Linked DNA regions of Homo sapiens: region 1 is linked to region 2. A link is an interaction called in ENCODE POLR2A ChIA-PET data of the cell type or tissue named here. Cell type or tissue: PC-3. All regions are shown on one strand.

Region 1 (8,000 bases), 170 kb after region 2:
TTTATACTCTGTAGGAACCCCTAAACATTGAGGACACTTTGAGTATTCATTTCTGTCCAGTGCTATAGGAATAAATAAGTAAATTATCCATGTATACATAAAGCTTTCAGAAGCAGTATTAGAAGTTCATTTTATGAATTACAATCAACTTTTAATTTATACCACAGGGAAAAATATCCTTTTGTTAAGTTCAGTTTTACTATTTAGATTGGGAGGACATTGCAGTGATAGTGACTTTTATCCCACTCCTAATGTTCATGACTACAGAATCTACAACATACCAAATTATAAAACCAGCTTAGAGATGACATGCCATTCCTTTCCCCAACAGAGGAAAATATTTTCTCAATGGAATCATATTTAGAAATATAAATATAAATATGCAACATTCTCTTTTCTTTCACAGCTTTACCTTGTTGGGTACGCACAATTTCCTTCTGATGAACTACTTGTATCCAGCCAAATGACAATGATCAAATTATAGAGCAAAAAAATTATGTACTCTTTGTCACATTTCTTTATTACAGAGCTAACAACTTATTTAATTCCATTAATGAATGTGGTTCAGTAATAGTTTATCATTTTCCTCTTTATTTTTTAAAACTGAGAAAAAGAGGGAGGTTCACAGAGACAACAGTGTATTAGGATTGATGTATTCTCCAGTTTTCCTCTTGAGTTTAAAATCATAAACTACTCACTACTGTGAATTCTTAGGAGCAGCCTGTCAGATCCATTGTGATAATTAATATAATGGCATACTGTACATGCCACTGGTGTTAAGGCTGTTATCTTAGTGACTGTTGTAGTTTCTGACAATGCTATTTATAACATTACTATGTTGATAATGATACTAACAAACAATGTTAAACACAAACAACACAAAGTACTTTGCACTATACATACTGCAATAAAGTGAATTTCCTGGCCAGAAGTTGATAATCTAAATTGTGAATGACACCCACAGTACTTGTCTTCAGAGTATCTAAATATTGGATATAAGTGAGGCTTTGCCAAACAAGTACTGGGAAATCAGTTTTATGTAATAGCTCTTCAGATACAAATTGGAAGCTGGAGGATTTTATGAAGATTCAAAAAAGAGAAATCTTTGTTGAGATGAGACTAGTGTGAGCTGAGAAGTTAGTGAAAAGCAAAGCAAAGATTTAGACTGTTAGAATATCAAAAAAGTATATATTTTAGCAGTAACAAAGTAATAACTGAAAAGGAACTTTATTTCCCTAAACTTAGTTTCTGAGTACAAATGCAATATATTTAATTTTAGTAAGTAGACAATACAGAATACTATAAAGAAGAAAATAAAAAAGCATATGTAACACTATCAATGGGTAGATAATTTAAATTTTCAGTTATCTATTTTGTAATAGAGAAGAATCCCAATTAGATAAACACTTTAAGTACTTTTCAAACATTGCATCACAACCCATTGATGGAAGGTACATCAGTTTGGGGGTTTATGATCAGCATCCTTTATTACAATACAGTGGGAGATTGTATAGTATGATGGAAGTTTTTCATAAAACTTTTATTCATATTCGCAGGTTTACGGTCATTATGTAAAACATAATTCTAAGTGTGGGTTGCAGACAAGACACTGAAATTAACTGCTAAAAGACTTCGATTTTCATGACTTTAGTTGATTTATTTGAAAAGGAGAAAGGTGCCAGGCATGGTGGCTCAGACCTGTAATTCCAGCACTTTGGAAGGCCAAGATGAGAGGATGGCATGAACCCAGGAGTTCAAGGCCAGCCTCAGCAACATAGCAAGATGCCATCTCCACAAAAATTTAAAATATTAGCTAGGCATGGTGGCATATGCCTGTACTCCCAGCTACTTGGAAGGCTGAGGTGGGTGGATCACTTGCAGCCAGGAGGTTGAGGCAGCAGTGAGCCATGATCACAACACCGCACTCCAGCTTGGGTGACAAAGCGAGACTGTCTCAAAAATAAATAAATAAGTAAAAAAAGGAAGGAATTTCTATAGCATTCTAATAATGAGACATCTTTTGTAATAAACTTAATCTTGATAAGAAACATCTTTAAGCCAGGCATGGTGACTCAAGCCTGTAATCCCAGCACTTTGTGAGGCTGAGGTAGGCAGATCACCTGAGGTCAAGAGTTCAAGACCAGCCTGGCCAACATGGTGAAAACCTGTCTCTACTAAAAATACAAAAAATTAGCTGGGCATGGTGGCTGGCACCTGTAACCCCAGCTACTTGGGAGGCTGAGGCAGAAGAATCGCTTGAAAGCGGGAGGGGGAGTTTGCAGTGAGTCAAGATCGCGCCACTGCACTCCAGCCTGGGCAACAACAGCAAAACTCCGTCTCAAAAAAAAAAAAAAAAAAGAAATATTTTTAAAATACTGTTTTATTGTGAAACTGGTGAAGATATTAATTGCCTTTCCTTGGTTGCATTCATATATGCTGGATGTCACTGTCATTGAGCTGTTATTTACCTTAGGAGCTCACAAACTAAATATTAATCAAATAACCACACAAATATTTGTAAAGTTTCAGCTGTGATAAATTCCATGGTACTCAGAGGGCCCCAAAAGATAGTATAATCTAATTTAACATAAAAGAGAGTTCAGGGAAGACTGCCCTAGAAAAATAAGATCACTGCATTTTGAAGGATGAGTATGAAGTGAAAAGGAGAGAAGAAAACATTCCAGACAGAGAGGATAGCATATTCAAATGTCTGATCACCACAGGGGTCTCAAGGTGTACAAGGCCAAATGATATTCTACTTCAGATAGTGACCTGCTCTCAAGGAGATTATTACAGATCCTCAGTGACCAGTGGGGAGAGACACTGTCTTTCCTCGATGACAACAAAAAAGGAGCCCAACTCCTTACAAAAGCTTCTCTGCTTGAAATATAAACATGGTGGGTGTTTTAGTTTGTTTTTTATTGCTATCATAGAATACCACAGGCTGGGTAAATTATTTTTAAAAACGGAAATTTATTTATCACTGTTCTGGAGGCTGGTAAGTCCGAGATCAAGGTACTGGGTGTTCACATGAAGAAGAGCAAAAGAGAGTGAACCCACTCCCTCAAACCCTTTTCATAGTAGAATTAATCTATTCATGAGGGCAAAGCCCTCCTGATCTAAACACTTCCCATTAGTTTCCACCTCCCAACACTGTTGCATTTGGAATTAACACACAAATTTTGAGAGACACATCCAAACCATGCAGTGGGTTAGGTGATCTTTTATGTAGACTTCCAATTCTGTTATTTCTTTGTTTATTTTTAAATATATTGATAGTTCCCTTGTAAGTCAGGAAGCTGAAAAGCCTAAAATGTAAATGGACACCTTGAGGGTCAATGTTTGTCTTTATATACAAGTGAATATGCATATACCCCTAAGAGTAATTTCTTCATAAACCACCAATACACCCATTATAACAATAATAGCCCATTAATGCCTCTGCTTAGAGGGAAAAGAACTAAAAAACTTTAAATATATCTAGTATATACTGGCAAGCACATAAATACACACTGAGCAGCTATCATTCTGAATTTGAAAACCTGTGGGGTGAAGGCATATTTTGAGCTCTTGATTCCTTCAACTCTAAAATAATTTTATCAGGTTGTTAGGTATTCAGCATTAGGAAACTTTAACTTAAAGAAAGCTAAAGTTTCTAAAAAGGAAATACATTTAATTTAAGCAGAGAGTTCTGAAAAGCTCAATCTCTAAAGCACTTTTGCACCAACCTAATATTAATATATAAGAGTAGGAAAAAAGAAATAAAAAATGTGAGGTAGGTAAATTTTATCTTTAGAACCATATTATAATACTTTCTCAGAGCCATGTTAGTAGGTAATTCTCTCTCTGGTGCTGACTAACAAAAATTCATTTGTCTTTTAAAGCGTTGTTCTACATTTTATCTGCAGATCCAATTATTCATTTATTCTTTCATTCATTTAACTAACAACACTAGAAACATATAATTATGATTAAAAGTGTTTGTTGTATGATCTAGATATGAAAGAAACCCCTCTAATCCATTTCTTACATAGCAACAGGTATGATTTTGTGAATCTTAATTATGACATTGCCCTGCTTCAATGGTATTCCTCTGCATTTTATTTTATTTTATTTTGAGACACAGTCTTAACTCTGTTGTGAGGTTGGAGTGCAGTGTCACAATCTCGGCTCACTGCAACCTCTGCTTCCTGGGTACAAGAGATTCTCGTGCCTCAGCCTCCCAAGTAGTGGGGATTACAGGTGCCTGCAACCATGCCTGACTAAGTTTTGTATTTTTAGTAGAGATGGGGTTTCATCATGTTGGCCAGGCTGGTCTTGAACTCCTGAGCTCAGGTGATCTGCTCACCTCAGCCTCCCAGAGTGCTGGGATTACAGGCATGAGCCACTGTGCCAGGCCGACCTGCATTTTAGATAAAAATCTAAATCCGTATCATGTCTTCCAAAGCTCTATAAAAATCTGGTCCTTGCCTATTTTCTAGCCTCATCACACCATCCTCAATTACTATGCTCTGGTTATTCCAGTCAGTTTTTATGTCCTACTTGGAGCCTTGACATAGGCCATTTCCTTGGAGGGAACAGAATTATCTCCATTCTTCACCTAGATAATAGTTCCTCATTTTTCAGGTCCCTACTTACATATTCTGACATTCCAAGGAAAATTATGTCCCCCTGAACTTTTTATTCATAATACTTATCAAACTTTATAATCACATATATTTTTACATGAAGTTTTTTTTTTTTAATATTAGTTTTCCCCTCTAAACCATAAGCCCCAGAAAGACAAAGATCATGTCTGGTTCTTTCACTATATAGATAGATAGATAGATAGATAGATAGATAGATAGATAGATAGATAGATATTAGTAGCTAGAGCTTAACTCAATAAATATCTATAGAATGCTTTTGTTTCAATCCTAGGGCCACTACTAATTATTTAGCCTGGCACAAGTCACTTAACCTTCCTAGAATCAATTTTATCCTCTAAAAATGAGTACAATACTACTTTCCTCTTGCATTATATTGAGGTCTAAAAAATACCATGCATACATTTGCCCAGAAAAAGTGTAGGGCTTGATAAATAAATAAATTCCTTTCCCCACCCTGTTCTCTTTTAATTCCATGCACATCTAAAAACGTTTCAACACTCTTGTCCAAAATAAAGAAATGATTCACAAGTCTGGCATTTACCAGCCACTAGTTTACTTTCCCTTCCTACTCCCCAATTAAGAGAAAGCTCATTTTGAGGTTTAATGGAGAGTGTCGCAGGTTCATCAGAGTTCAATTCAGCAGTCTGGAGTGAATCTGTAATAATCCATGACCACAGACCAGTTTGTATTTTTCCACTAATAAAACTCAAGAATGGCTATGTTTAAATGGAATTTTGCAGGTCATTAATCCATTCTAAGGAATGACTTTTTTGGCTGTTTAATTGGGAAACGGTGGTAGAAACAGATTCAGAATCTGGATTTATCTAGGAGATAAGGTGGTAGACTGTTTTTGTCTTATCAATGTATATACTTCGAAAGAATTTCTGAATGACTTAAACTGAAAAAATTTTAAAGCCACTGACACCTTTCTGCATCAAACAGGATTTAGATGACAACATTTGTAATGACTCTGTACAAAATTCCTAACTCTTATGGGTCAGAAGGTTTTTTCTTATTTGAAACTGCGGGACAAAAAGCTTTAGAAGACTGCCCTTTCTTGTTCTGAACTGAGCAATGTCTTCTCTTTTGCTGCCTCAGAAAAACACATCCCTCATGTAAGTGTCTGGTTCAAACACTGGCAGGTGCCACGATTCTGGCCAAAGAAATACCAGGGAGCATCTACAGGGAGATTTCTAGGGGAGCTTTTCACCTCTTTAAATGGTACAAAAATCAGACGCATTCCAGCCGGGCGCGGTGGCTCACGCCTGTAATCCCAGCACTTTGGAAGGCCAAGACGGGCCGATCACGAGGTCAGGAAATCGAGAACATCCTGGCTAACACGGTGAAACCCCGTCTCTACTAAAAATACAAAAAATTAGCCAGGCTTGGTGGTGGGCGCCTGTACTCCCAGCTACTCGGGAGGCTGAGGCATGAGAATGGCGTCAACCCGGGAGGCGGAGCTTGCAGTGAGGGGAGATCTCACCACTGGGCGACAGAGTGAGACTCCGTCTCAAAAAAAAAAAAAAAAAAGGCATTCGTTTTTTCTGCCTCTGGATGTCATAAACTGCAAGAGACCTAGTATATGGCAGCTGTTTGGGAACGGCAGCTTGGGGCAAGTGAGATAAGAAATATTATTATCTATACTCAACAGAAGAATAACTGAAGTATACAAATGAGTAATTTTGTTCATAACACAGATTGTCTCAATTGCTACGAAATATCTGGTAACTCTCTACTCTTTCCCACACTTGCCATTTTTCCCATATTCCAACCTATCCTGGAAGTATTTATCCTGGCAAATTCCCACACCAATTCCCCATCACTCTCAAACACCATATATTTTGTAAAGTCCTAACATAACAACGGAAAGAAATATGGCCATTTATTAATCTCACACTTCAAGGAGATACATGGTTGGATGGATGGATGGATGGATAGACAGATATATCTTACACATATATTATTTAATATATATTGAATAATGTCTATTTAACACATCATGAGAAAATATGAATACATGTTTATATATGAATACATGAATATATGAATACATGTTTATATATGAATACATGAATATATGAATACATGAATACATATATGAACACATTTAACATATCTTTAACATATATACATTTAACAAATATGTTTAACATTGCATATTTTGCATGTATACTTTACAGAGAGAGAGAGAATAGTTAATGGCTCATGAAAATCCAAAACAGGACTGGAAATAATCCCCAATCTTCAGAAATTCACAAATTCCATGTCTATGTGAATGGCTAGCATTGTTCTTTTTGCTAGCCCATTGACAAGGAAAGTTCATGAAAGCAATGTTGGTAAGTAGTTTCTCTGCAGAGGGTCTAATGACTCACTGCCATTCCTCTCCTTTATTTATCTCTCTTTTTTGGGATAGTAATGACTGGCCCTAAAGACGATGACGGCATATCTACAGTGATTTAATACTGTCATCCATGGTAAGGACACATCTAAAAACTCTGTCAATAATCGGGATAATCAGGAAATACCAGATTTCTACAAGAAAACAAGTAGCCACTAGAAATGTTCAATTGGGGATTTAAAGTGGGTGCATATAAAGTTAAAAACAAGCATGTTATCACTAGCAGAACCATTCTATTACTATCACCATCCTTTCTCCATTTCTTCATATACTTCTACAACATCTTTAAAAGCTAAAGTTGAGGATGGAATGTTTGTTTTTTCTACTTTTGTTGGGAAACTTGAAATCTTAACTCTCTCTAAATGTAACATCCCTGTCCCTTGTATGTAATATTATATTGTATCTAATATTAACAAGCCTGAGAATAGGAGTGGCCTCCTCTCGGTCTGGTGCTTGCAGGTGGACAAGCAGTGGGTGGGATTCAGAAAATGGAATTCTGCATGGAAGTAGAATGCTTTAAAAAATATGAGTATAGGTACTTATCATTTATTTATAAATTATGCACCTATCCTTCCATCTCTAAACCACTAAGCCACAACCAATGATCAAACCATCTCATCACTAAAAATAAAATTACTTTTCTTTTTGTCTGCTAGTGTTCTCCTTTAGGAGCTCCCCCAATCCCCGCCTTTTTGCCCTCTGATCAGTGAGGTGAGCCAAGAAGAAGTGTCTGATTAATTTTGATGTTAACAAACATCATGGCACACCATACACCTTGTAAATGACAGCAGTAGAATTTCAGAATTAACAGTATCTGATAATTTGTTTTTGTTTTAATAATATCTTATTTTTAAATTCAGAATTACTAATTGGAATAGCCAGCTTTTTTATAAATATCAACAAATTAACAATAAGAAATATATATTGTATATTATAAGATAGGCATTAACACA
Region 2 (8,000 bases):
TGTGTTCTCTCCTTTCTCTTTCTCTTCCTCTCTCCCCTCGTCCTTCCTTTCTTTCCCCTCCCACCTTCTCTTTTGTGTCTTTCTCTCAGACATACAGAGAAAACATCAAATTTATTATAGTGCCCCTAAGTTTAGTTTCTTTGACTCAAAACAATGAAGGGCTATTGCAATGTCTTTCTCCTTCTCACCCATTTAGTATCTTTAAAGTAATTTCTTAAAATGCAAAAGAATTGCCTATATTCTATGGAATAACTTAAAAATCAGAACCTGCTTTTTCACTTTCTTTCTCCTTTTATCAAGATCAGTATTTTTTTCCCTTGCCTAGAAATGATCTCTTCAAAAAGTCAGCAAAATATTTTGGCTTTCTTCAGCAGCACTTTGGGCTTCTCTGTTACAAATTGTATACACATTTTCCAGACAGGAGGATTTGAAGGGTTTAAATTATTTTTTAAATGATGTCTGTATTCTAGCAGATTCACATTTGCAGGAGGAAGATGGAGGCAAGGAAAGCTACTACAGAACATAATATGTCTGGAATCAGGGGACTATTGAGCTCTATGCAAATCTGGGAAAAGAAAATATCTTCCTCATACATTATCTACAGCAAGGATTTTGAGTTTCCCAGACTGAAGAAACAAATGCTCTCGATGGATGTAGTCTGTCATTCATATTGAGCTCACATATTTTACTTCCTGAAACCAAACAAATACTGATAAACTACTTCAGTGAGCCTTTAATCAAAATTTCGGCAATACACAGTTGTCGACAGAAAGATCAGTCTGTGGAGCCTGAAACCCTTTCATCATCAAATATACAGAAATAATAATTATATTTATCTGTTTGGTTCAGGCTGCACACCAAGATTTACCCTTGCCCTAAGGACACAGAAATCATCAGCCATTGTCATCTCTACAGAAAAAAAAAATCGTTAATAACTTAGAGGTTAAACAGTTCTCAACAGTTGTGGGGGCTCAGGAAAAAGAAATAAAAATAATACATTTTCCCCTGTAATGGTACAATAAACTGTGTATGTGTTAACCAATTAGCACTTCTGATAATAACCCTGAAAGTACCAGTGAGCATCTAGCCTGCCCAATAAAAAAAAAGGTGTAGAAAGGGGAAGAGCTTATCTCATCATTCTGATTTCCATCCTCTAAGGTTCTCTGTGTCTTGTATATTTCAATGCAACTTATTCCAAAAACATTTTTAAAAATAGATAAAATGGGCTGGCGTGGTGGCTCACACCGGTAATCCCAGCACTTTGGGAGGCCAAGGGGGACGGATCGCCTGAGGTCAGGAGTTCCAGATCAGCCTGGCCAACATGGTGAAACCCTGTCTCTACTAAAAATACAAAAATTAGCCAGGTGTGGTGGTGGGCACCTGTAATCCCAGCTACTTGGGATGCTGAGACAGGAGAATCGCTTGAACCCAGAAGTCGAAGGCTGCAGTGAGCCAAGACTGCACCATTGCACTCCAGCCTGGGCAAGAAGAGTGAAACTCCATCTCAAAAAAATAAAAATAAAATAAAAATAAAAATAAAAAAATGTAGATAAAATGTACAGGAGAGTTGAGTTTGAAAAACATTTTATGATGAAAATAGTGTATCTTAATTTGGATTCCCTCAAAGCCAAAACTGAAACAAGGGTTTGGTGAACTGAGGTTATTTGGATGGAATCCCAGGAAGCCAAAGTGAAGGAGCAGAGAGAGTTCAGAAAGGAAGCAAAGCTAGTCAAGATGAGTTTTGAGCTGATTATCACTGTGGACATCTGAGGCTTATTCCCACTGGAGTCCCTCAGGAGCCAAGTAGAAATGAACTTTATTGGAACTACAGCAAGACAGAAGGCTGGGGCATTCAGCCTCTGTCACAGCCCATAATTGATAGTTGCCCCAACCCTGAGAGCTTCTCCCCCATACATCAAGGCTGCATCTAATTGGGGCTAAAAAAGCTAAAGCATAAGACAGGGATCCCCAACCTTTTTGGCACCAGGGACAATTTTCATGGAAAAAATGTTTTCCATGAAACATGAAATGTTTTCCATTAAAGGGGTGTGCGGGGAATGGCTTCAGGATGAAACTGTTCCACCTCAGATCATCAGAAATTAGTTAGATTCTCATAAGGAGTGCATAACCTAGATCCCTCGCATGCACTGTTCACAAGAGGGTCCCTGCTCCTACGAGAATCAATTGTTCCTGCTGTTCTGACAGGAGGAGCTCAGGTAGTAATGCTCACTGGCCCTCTGCTCACCTCCTGCTGTGCAGCCTGGCTCCTAACAGGTCATTAACTGGTACTGGTCCACGTCCATGGCCTGGGGAATGGGGACCACTGGCCTAAGAGAATTCCCTGAAGTAGAGAAACTGAAAGGAGCTTGAGGTCAGAAGCCATCCAAATGCACAAGGGTTGCTTTCTATAAATAAGGGGACCGAGGGAACCAGTAACATCTACTACATATTTCTTGCTCTAGAATAACTTGAGAAGGTTGTTTTATGTTCCTCTTAAAAAGTAAATATAAGAACATTGAACATAGCCACAGTGCTGCTATTCTTTAGGTGGAATTACCTTCGCAAAACACATGTATTCAGAGGAAGGTCTTTATTTTCCCCTTCTCCATTTGCCTCAAGAAAAATACCATCACTCCTCCTCTGGTTCTTCCTTTTGGGTCCTGTTTGTCACATATTCCTTCTTACCTTCTTTTCACTCACCTCAACACTTTCTTCCTTCCTCCTCAATTGTCTTTACCTTTCCACAACTTTCAAGAATTGTGGAACATGACCTTTACCCAATTAAGACATAAAAAGTAGCCTCCAAACTGCCATAAAAACAATTTTGGGTCACTTGATTATTAAAATATTAGCTATTAAAATAGCAAGAAGGCCTCTTACTTGTTACATTGAATATTGTGAAAACATCTAAATTCAAATTCTGCTTTAGTCTATTTATAGACAGGGAGGGAGAGAGGAGAGAGAAGGAGGGAGGAAATAGGAAGGAAGGAAGGAACAAAGGAAGGAGGGAGGGAGGGAGGAAGGGAGGAAGGGAGGGAGGGAGAGATCTTTGTGATTTTGTTTGAAAAGTCTCCTGGTTCTGTTAGGTTACATCCTTCAAGCCCATCACTTTGGAATATATTTGCCCATTTTGACACTCTCCCTGGCCAAACACTCACACCAGTGGCTTCACTGTAATTACTGAATCTGCAGGTCATTAGGGACTCCCGTTAAAACTTACTACAATGTCTACAGTTGCCACATGTGTAATTTAAGAGGACACACACCTGCTTTAATTACAGGGCCCTTGAGAGATAACAAGATATAAGTAACATGACCAGATGAGAGTCAATTGCTGAAACTGTTTCTTGATAAAATGTGTTTGGCTCCAGAGGCTAAAGCTCACTCACTCTTTCCTATACAGCATCAAGGTGTCAACAGGCACACAGCTACTGGGAATAATTGAAATGCCTCTCTTCATTGAGAAATTGCTCATACAGTAAACAAAGCCCACATGACATAGCAGTAGATGTCAGAGTCATTGCTGGCACACTTAGTCATCAAAAGAAAACCTGGACATAAGAAAGCTTCAGTGGAATATTCCAGTGCAGATATTATAATCCAACATTTATGTCTTCCCTCAGAGAACATAACTTTATGCACCAAACTACCATCCTTGGGATTTGATTCTCAGTTTATTTGCTGTCTTTGTTTTTATTTTTTGTATATAATCTTGAAAAGACTAACAAAAAATCTGTTTTATTTGTTTTCAACCTGCAGCCTTCTTTTAACAGGTAAGAGGTTGAAGAAAGTGACATGTAAGGACTGGGAACTGTAAGCAGAGCATTCAAGGCATTCCCCAGCTCTTAAGCTGTATCATCTCATCCCCAAAATAATATTCCTGTCATTTAGCAGATGTTATTGTCAGCAGCCTATTTCTCTGGAAGAGTCAGGATAGGACTCAGTTTAAGGTGAGAGAGGGTAAGTTCATGCTCACAGAGTCTGCTGCAGTTCCAAGAGTATCTTCAAAGCAGCTCCCTGTGTTAAGTAATTCAGAGACACAAGTTGTTTCCATCTTGGGTCTCTGCCACCACAAGTGGAAACCTCCTGGGTTGCCATACTAGGTAAGAAGAACCTAGATGGCCATGCACGAACCCTTAAAACTGTTGTCTGGAAATGAAATACACCTGTTCACAGCCCATTATCCAGAATTAGTAACATGGTGCTGCTAGTTGGAAAAGACCCTGGGATATATGAAAAGCACTCAGATATTCAGGAAGCAGTAAATTTCTGGGCTATACTTCTCAATAATATGCTCTTCACACTCCCAACTAACTAATATTCCTCAAATATCATTTGTATTGTGTTACTTCCTCAGTAAAAAGCTTAGTATTATTCCCCAAGCACCTGGCATTTTTATGTTATGTAATACCTAGTCATTTTTTTCCAATATGCTTAAAGCTTCAAGAGGTTATGATTTAAGACAATACTTTTCAGATGGGTAATATTGTGGTCATGCTTAAGGTTCTGTAGGTTTGGCACTAGGACAGGGTGCTGGGGAAAATATCTTAAGATCATAAGTTCAGGGAGGGCAGGGCCCACATCTGTCTTCTCCACATTCAATCTCTACCAATCTCTACCACTACCACATATTACAATATCAGTAAATATTACTGGAATTTAATTGAACTTCATAATTTTTCCTGTGGCTAGTTCTATCTCCTGAAGCAAGTCTAAATTCCTCTCCACTGGCAATGGCTTTCTTAGGCCTCCTGTTCCACTTCTCTCCAACCCTGCTTCCACAAACATCATACGCATAACAATGAACACAACAATAAAACTCAGATCTACAACTTACAAGACACTTTCACAAGTATATTTTTCAGCCATAAACTCCTCTGTATGACATTCAAAGTAGGTATAAATATTCCCATTTTATAGATGGACAAGCAGAATATCAGAGGCAATATTTAAAACTTACCTCTTCTGATTTTAGTCCAGAGTTCTTTTCATCATTCCCGTATTCATGACAATCCATGCCTACACATTTTCCTTATACTGTTTGCATGCCACTTCACTCTGCTCTCTTCTGCCCTGCATTGCAATGTTTCCTACCTACTCTTCCTCCTCGACCTGGTTCACATTCTTCCTTCTCCAGAATTTGTTTTTAAACTACTTTACACCAAATCATTGTTCCTCCTCCTAATTCTGTTTGGATGTGCCACTTGTAGCTGGATCATAATCCACTATGCTTTGGGCCTTCTCTGTAATCAGATTGGAAATCTTGTGGGGAGAAATTTTATTTTCTACCAATTTGCTATGTCCCTAAGCATCTAACAATGTGTTTGATGCATAGCTCTTGACCATTTTCATTATACTTTGAAGAAAGAAGAAAAGAAAATTTGAGTAAACCTGTGCTTACTGATGAACCCTAACTCTAAATAGCACCTGGACTGACTTTGTTTATAGACATTGATGCCTTACAGCTAGTACAGAGTTTAAAGCCACCTTAATTTTAGATCCATCTTTAAAATGTTTTGTTTATAAATTCAAAGATTCTTATGAAAAATTAAACACCCATTTGTACTCTAAAAACATTCCATAAAGACACAATAAATGAGACAAGAATTATTAGCAAGTCTCTTAATAACTAACTGAAAATAACAGAATAAATAAACCACAATACTTAACCACTGTCAATTTAGTTCAGTACCCTCTTTCTAGCTATAAAACTAAGGGTGGGGAGTATTTTTATAGGACGGTGTAGTGGTTCTCTACAGAATCAACTTCAAATTAGTGAATAAAATTAAATCTATTATAAAGCTATTTTTCTTTTACTTTAGGTACTGCATTCCATATATTAACTACCTATTATGTAAAATAGCTCTTATATTTATTTGTGTAAAGGCTGTCAAGTATCCTGAAAGTTGCTGAAGAAATTAATCTCACCGGCATTTTAGGTAACACATCTCTTAACAATCTTCGTTATTCAGACTCTGAATTAGCCCTCTTTTGTCTTAGAGAGTGGGATTTTAGAACTGTTATAATATTTCTGAATTGAGCTGATTTCTTTCCAAAGTACATGAGCTAAATATTTTTTAAATTAATTGCCTCATATATTGAACATGCTTGCTCTATTACAGCATATTGAAAAGTAAGATACAGACCCAAACAAAACACTATGCCTCTAAGTTGCCAGTGGGATTTTGTAGGTGGTGAGGAAAACACATGGCATTCTAGTTAAAGAGGGTAGTTGTAATTCTCCGTGCTTATCATCAACATCTTCAAATCACACACTTCCGCAGCCCAGCATTCTCTTGGCTGACACTCATAATTCTTTTTAACTTTACAGAGTGGGGAAGCTAGTGAATGGGGAAGGAGATAAAGATGTGGGCAAAGTTTCTAAGGGGTTGAGTCAGATATGTATTTAGATATGCAGAAACAGAATTTCACATTAGGATCAAGAAAAGAGGAACATACTGGCTTATTCCTCCTCCCGCGAAAAAAGAAAGATCAAAATGCTAAGACAAAATGGGCCACAGTGAAGTTTAAAGTGTAGATGTTTTCCAATTATTCAGGGCATTTATGCTAATTGTACTGACAAAGAGTCTATCATTATTTTGGCTCCCTCACTAAGAATATTAAAAGATCTGGGCTGACATAAAGAAGTATGTAAAAGCAAAGTTTTATTACAGATGTCAAATTTGTTAAAGAGTGATTCATGATAGATTAGTTTATTGAAGTGTGTAATAAGTTTAATTACAAATCTTTTCAAATCTTTTTCCCCCTAACTCAATAAAGAAAAGGAAGAAGGTATAGTTTATCTTCAAAGGGGAGACAAAAATTATTCGTGGGAACAATATGGCAAAACTAATTTAATTCCTAGTAGTTTAAAATAAAAAAAAAAAAAAGGATCAGCAAAATGTGGCTAGTGCTGGTGGTGCATGATTACACCAAGCACTTTTTTGTTGAGACAGGAAAAAGATTTATGTTCCTTGGTAAAAGACTATGTATAGTGTGAACGATACTGAAAGGTAACTGAACAGAGGCTGATGGGAGAGATAAGGGAGCAAATGCTCACAGAGTCGTGTTGGGTCAGAGAGATGTGCAGAGGGAGGAATGTTAAACACCTCTGCATGGGCACTGGAATGATCACAGATGATTTTTTTAAAGTGTACTCTTCACTTTTCCATTCTACACATCTGTTAGCTTTTTAAAAATTAAAACATAAGCACATCTAAATTTAAATACAAATATATTTGCATTATGAGATTTACTTCTAAAGAAATATGTTGTGTGAAGAGAAGTCCATGTCATAAGGGGCCCCATCAGTGTAAGTACCTGGATTCCAAATGATACAGAAGGCATGCCCTACCAATGCATACAAGAATGAGGTCCAGCCTTCCATTTCCAAATAAGTCTGGTGCAGTTTTCAGTTGTATTTGATGATAAAGCAGTTGAACTCGAGATGGATAAAATGCAACTGACAGTGTCCATTGTAATAGAAACAATATCATTCATTTTTTCTAATTTTCCAAACCAGATGTATTTTTTCCCCATCTTTTGGATGCCCTGTGTTTCTATTTCTCAAATTACATGGCAGTAGTTATTTTGCACTCATTTTTTTTCTGCATCACAACTTTTTCCTCATTTGGGGGGGTTCCCTATTTCTCCGCAATGCAGCATCTAATTGAAAATAATTAAGTAGTTGTTAAATTGACTTGCGCCCCTCTTCTCATGCTGGTTTATAGCAAGGATAAACAAGTTGACAATCAATTAAAAGAACTATGTATTGACTAACTATTGTGTGCCCAGCTCTATAGGAAATGCAGGAGAAAAGGCCTTCTTACCCTCAATATGCATACTAGCTGGACAATCGAAATCAACAAAAGAATGGCTAAACAAGATTTGATTTTAGGTGTCAGCTCATATATCAGTTATAATAAAGGATGACTTGTAAGCACAGGAAAATAAGTGCAAAAGCAAATTGAGAAGTGGTGAAAAAAAAATAAAGTAGACTT

The links. Peaks named below come from ENCODE experiments on the same cell type or tissue, not always from the same donor. Only the 100,000 strongest peaks of a DNase experiment are listed, where the experiment ranks them.
Region 1: POLR2A ChIA-PET joins it to region 2 with 5 read pairs; 4 of 35 experiments call an interaction of 5 or more read pairs at or near these places.

The regions. Positions count from the first base shown.
Region 1 is chr2:58,559,695-58,567,694 of GRCh38, reverse strand. The region is part of intron 1 of LINC01122 (long intergenic non-protein coding RNA 1122); the gene reads right to left. Among named protein-coding and RNA genes, the nearest start is that of LINC01122, 43 kb to the right of the region's middle. In PC-3, no CTCF peak of the experiment used is centred here; no DNase peak of the experiment used is centred here.
Region 2 is chr2:58,729,962-58,737,961 of GRCh38, reverse strand. The region is part of intron 2 of LINC01122 (long intergenic non-protein coding RNA 1122); the gene reads right to left. Among named protein-coding and RNA genes, the nearest start is that of LINC01122, 210 kb to the right of the region's middle. In PC-3, no CTCF peak of the experiment used is centred here; a DNase peak (open chromatin) is centred at 3,481; H3K27ac peaks cover 651 bases.